2 separate regions of the Homo sapiens genome follow, and region 1 is linked to region 2. The links are chromatin loops, found by intact Hi-C in ENCODE. Cell type or tissue: A673. All regions are shown on one strand.

Region 1 (2,500 bases), 640 kb after region 2:
GCCCAGGCTGGTCTCAAACTCCTGAGCACAAGAGATCTGATCTGCCTGCCTCGGCCTCCCAAAGTGTTGGGATTATGGGTGTAAGCCACCACACCAGGCACAGGTCTATGCTTTTAAAAAAAGATCCATTATTAGCCTGGTTTTACTAAGGTTTCTGGAGGGAGCAGAGATAAATAGATGTGCTTTATGTTACTGTGTGTAATTCAAAGTCCAGGACCTAGATTATTGCATGAATTAACGGGAATATACTAGCCAAAACGATTTTCTAAGTCATTCTGTAAAATCTATGAGCTTGTTATACCCTAAATCGACTTATTTCTAAATTCTAGTTCTCATGAAGTTTGGCCATCTTTGCCATTTTAACGTGTATAATAGTTGAGTAGCATTAAGTACGTTCACATGGTTGTGCAATCTGCAGAGCTTTTTCATCTTGTAAAACTGAACTCTGTGCCCATTAAACAACTCTTCTTTTGTGCCTCTGCCAGCCCCTGGCATCCACCATTCTACTTTCTGTCACTGTGAGTTTGACTGCTCTGGGTACCTGTTGTAGGTGGAGTCATATGGCATCTGTCCTTTTGTGTCTGGCTTATTTCACTTAAGCATAATGTTAAGTAAAAAGTTCATCCTAGGCCGGGCGAGGTGGGTCACACCTGTAATCCCAGCACTTTGGGAGGCCAAGGCAGGTGGATCACCTGAGGTTAGGAGTTCAAGACCAGCCTGGCCAACATAGAGTGAAAACCCGTCTCCACTAAAAAATACAAAAATCAGTTGGGTGTGGTGGTGCATTCCTGTAGTCCCAGCTATTTGGGAAGCTGAGGCAGGAGAATCGCCTGAAGCCGGGAGGGGGAGGTTGTAGTGAGCTGAGACTGCGCCACTGCACTCCAGCCTGGCATATGACATATGACAGGACTTCCTTCCCCTGTGGGGCCGAATAAGATTCCACCGTAGGTGTGAAACCATGTTTTGTTTATCCCTCCATCTGTTGGTGGACTTTTGGATTGCTTGCTTCTTCTGTTGTTGACAACACTGCTAGGAACATGACTGTGCAAATCTCTCTTTGCGATCCCGCTTCAGTTCTTTTGGATATATGCACAGCAGTGGGGTTCCTGGATCATATGGTGGCTCTATTTTTAACTTTTTGAGTTACCACCATACGTTTTCCACAGCAGCTGTGCCGTTTCCACATTCCCATCATCAGTGCACAAGGTTCCAATTTCTTCAGTCTTTTTTAAAAATAAATACATGCTCCTTTTGAGTACATTTCAAAGATAGAAACATTAAAAAAAATTAAAATCACCCATACCCTGTCCTACCGTGAGAATTGTTAACATTTCCTTTTCTCTAATTTTAAGTAAAAATTTAACTTTACTGGTTAGGAGCCAGTATTTTGAGTCCTAGTGTTAGGCTGACCTCTAGAGGTAGAACTGGCACATTGCAGCCTTCTACTAGTGCCTCTAACCTGACGTTAACTGTTAAGTGTGGCAATGCCACAGCCTGGTATGTGTGTGGCATTTGAAAATCCCGGTTGATTGGCACATCTTTTCTAGGTGTTTATGTACGTCTTCTACAAAGCTTGATGCAGAAGTTCTTCCAAAAGAATAAAAAAAATTGGAATTAATCTAACTGGGACAAAATGTTGCCAAAAGGCTGGGTTTGATTTGTGGCATGTGGATTTGTTGGCCCTAAAGAGAACACAGGGGTCTGTCTGCAGATGTCGGAAGCTCCTCCGCAGCTTTCACTGGACGTCCCTCGGGACCACACAGCAGGGTCCTGGAGTTTGCAGTTGGCTGATGGGTTCATGTGTGACCGTGTCTCTCCCTCATGCCCAGGTTCTCTGTCCTACCTGTGTGTGCTGCCCAGGGAGGAAGGGCCTGAGGCAGAACCACCACTGCACATTCCTCAGCCTGAGTCTGCTCTGAAAGAGGCGAGTGGTTGTGTCTTTTCTTGCCACTGCTTGCTGTCTCCATGGGACATTCTCATTCCGGGGTGGTCCCTGGAGGATCGAGGAACAAGAGACTCCTGTTCTCCCATTATCTGTCTAATCTCATGCAGTACTTTTGGGAAAAAAGGCTAAAAGTTTGCTTTGGATTAGTGGAAAGGTTTGAAGACGCACAGCTGGCCTACTAAGGCTTGGAGCAGGTGCTTTGAGCACATCAGGCGCTCAGACATAGTTTCCTAAAGGATGCAATGGTTACTCACTATGTTCCCAGACCTTGGCATCCAGAGACCCTGTGTGTGTTCAGTGGAAAGATGGTTGGGTGAGGCTGGGATGATGGCGCTAAGAGATTCATTTAGGTTTTGTTTACTTAAAAAGTGACAAAGAGGATTGGCGGTGGTTAGTTCTGGAGGGTGGAGAGATGAGGATGTTTATTATTCTTTCTACATTTAAAATTTCTTAAATAAATTATGAAAAGGAAATAGTCTTAGAAAAGCAATGGGCGCAGTATTAAACATCTCACTTATTCCTCCGTAACACAAAAAACTTTCAATTAAGCTGAAG
Region 2 (2,500 bases):
TTTGGGGGGAAAATAGGAACCCCTCACCTAAAAATACTGTTTAGGGAAACAAACATGAGTAGTAAAACTATAAAGAGAAGCAGGGGGAAATAAACACTAAATTCAGTTTAGTGTTACCTCTGAGGGTAAGCTTGGGTGATGCAATTTATGAAGGGCATCCACAGCTTCTAAGATACTGGTAATATACTCTTTCTCACTAGGAGGAGTGTGTTTTTTATTCTTTACATTGTAGCTGTACATCTTAGAAACTCTTTTGTATGTGTGATTTAGATTACTCTTTTAAAATAGTTATTTACTTACTTACTTTTGAGACAGGGTCTGGCTCCGCTGCCCAGGCTGGAATGCATTGGCATAATCTCAATCTCAGCTCACTGCAGCCTCCGCCTCCTGGACTCAAGCAATCCTCCCACCTCAGCCTCCCATGTGGCTGGGACCACAGGCCACACCACCATGCCTGGCTAATGTTTTCTAGAAACGGGGTTTTGCCATGTTGCCTAACTTGTCTCAAACTCCTGGGCTCGGCAGGGTGTGGTGGCTCATGCCTATAATCCCAGCATTTTGGGAGGCTGAGGCGGGCAGATCATGAGTTCAGGAGATGGAGACAATCTTGGCTAACACAGTGAAACCCTGTCTCTACTAAAAATACAAAAAATTAGCCGGGCGTGGTAGTGGGCACTTATAGTCCCGGCTACTCGGGAGGCTTAGGTGAGACTCCGTCTAAAAAAAAAAAAAAAAAATTCCTGGCCTCAAGCAATTCACCGCCTTGGCCTCCCAAAGTGCTGAGGTTACAAGTGTGACTAACCACACCCAGCCATAAAAAATTTATTTTTTCATTGTGCCTAGAATAGGCATGCATGCAGAGTTGCATGCAGGCAATGTTTGTTTTTTCAAAAAGATATTTAAATTTTCTCCCCAGTTCTATGATTCTAGTATATCTTTTTTTTTAAAATTTTATTTTTCTGAATAAAGAAGAATTCTAGGATGATTCTAGTATTATATCTTTTTCAAAACCTCCATAATATAATAATACAGACACATGAGGGCACTCTAATCAATCCATTAAAGGGAAAACATTGAAACTATGAAAATGAAGAACTTCACAACCTTTTATTGGTGATACTGGGGAGGGTTCATTTCTTAGATATAAGCTCTCATTTTGGGACCTTTCCAAATAACCAGCTCTCATCAAAATGAAACTTTCCGACATCTTGAGGCAGTAGAAGTGCATCTATATTTTAGAATACTTGGAATACTTTTTCAGCAGCCCTCATTCTACCTACATGGACTTGTAAAACCAGCTCTGAGTTGCTCCTGAAATTGTAATATTTAAGGGTATGCATCTTTCCTTTCTTTTTAGAATTTACGTGGACAAGTATTACACTTCTAAGTAATATACCCAAGGGAATTGAAAGCAGGGACTCAGGTATTTGTGCACTAGTGTTCATAGCAGTATTATTCACAGTAGCCAAAAGGTAGAAACAATCTGAATGTCCATCAACAGATGGAAAGATACACATAGAATGGAATATTCAGCTTTCAAAAGGAATAAAATTCTGACACGTTACAACGTGGGTGAACCTAGAAAACATTATGCTAAGTGAAATACGCCAGACACAAAAGAACAAACATTGTGTGATTTCATTTATAAGAGGCACATAGAATGAACAGGCAAATTCATAGGCAGAAAGTAAAAGAGAGGCTGCCAGCGGCTGGTGGGTACGTGGGGACTGGGAAGTTATTGCTTAATGGGTACAGAGTTTCTTTTTGAGATGATGAAAAAATTCTGGATATGGATGGTGGGAATGGTTGCACAACATAGTGAACATACTTCAAGTCACTGAATTGTACACCAAAAAATTGTTAAAATGATAACATTTATGTTACATACATTTTATCACAATTTTAAAAATTAAAAAAAGTGAACATCTGAAGTATGTGAAAAATAAGTCATCAGACTCTCTCCACTCTTCTTTTTCTACTCTCTCTCTTTTGTGTGTCCTAGCATTATGAATCTAGGAAAAGGCAGATTCTCCGAATTAAAATCAGAAATATGTAATGAGGAGTTCTAAAGAATATGCCTCAGTCAATCACTGCAACTCCATGGCATTCTCTGCTGTTAATATGAAGAAGAATGACCTTTTAATGGCAGGGAAATAAGTGAACACTATACAAAATTTGTTTCTGGAGAAGATTTAATGAAATGTATTATCCATAGAACTATCTGGTTGTTTATAAAAGTTGTGGATTATAAATTTGAATCTCTAGGGGATTATTAATGCTTTTCAAATTCCTCTCATGACACTCTTTCCTTCAGGTGTATCTGTAGGCGACAAGGGGTACAGCATTTATAAGCACAATATTTACTGGGCTCTGTTTCCCAAAGGGTTGTATGTGAACAGTCTCAGTAAAGCATCTACTTGTTACCAAGAGTAAAGGCTGGGCGCAAAGGCTCACACCTGTAATCCCAGCACTTTGGGAGGCTGAGGCAGGAATATCACTT

What was found. Peaks named below come from ENCODE experiments on the same cell type or tissue, not always from the same donor. Only the 100,000 strongest peaks of a DNase experiment are listed, where the experiment ranks them.
Region 1: it touches region 2 in a loop (4-fold over the local background); 2 of 110 quality-filtered maps call a loop at or near these places.

Annotation. Positions count from the first base shown.
Region 1 is chr13:20,494,229-20,496,728 of GRCh38, reverse strand. All of the region lies in intron 2 of CRYL1 (crystallin lambda 1), which reads left to right. Among named protein-coding and RNA genes, the nearest start is that of CRYL1, 30 kb to the left of the region's middle. In A673, CTCF peaks have their summits at 1,218 and 1,420 (motif pointing left); DNase peaks (open chromatin) are centred at 988 and 1,418; H3K4me3 peaks cover 303 bases.
Region 2 is chr13:21,132,559-21,135,058 of GRCh38, reverse strand. No RefSeq gene overlaps it. Among named protein-coding and RNA genes, the nearest start is that of SAP18, 6.3 kb to the left of the region's middle. In A673, a CTCF peak has its summit at 1,016 (motif pointing right); no DNase peak of the experiment used is centred here.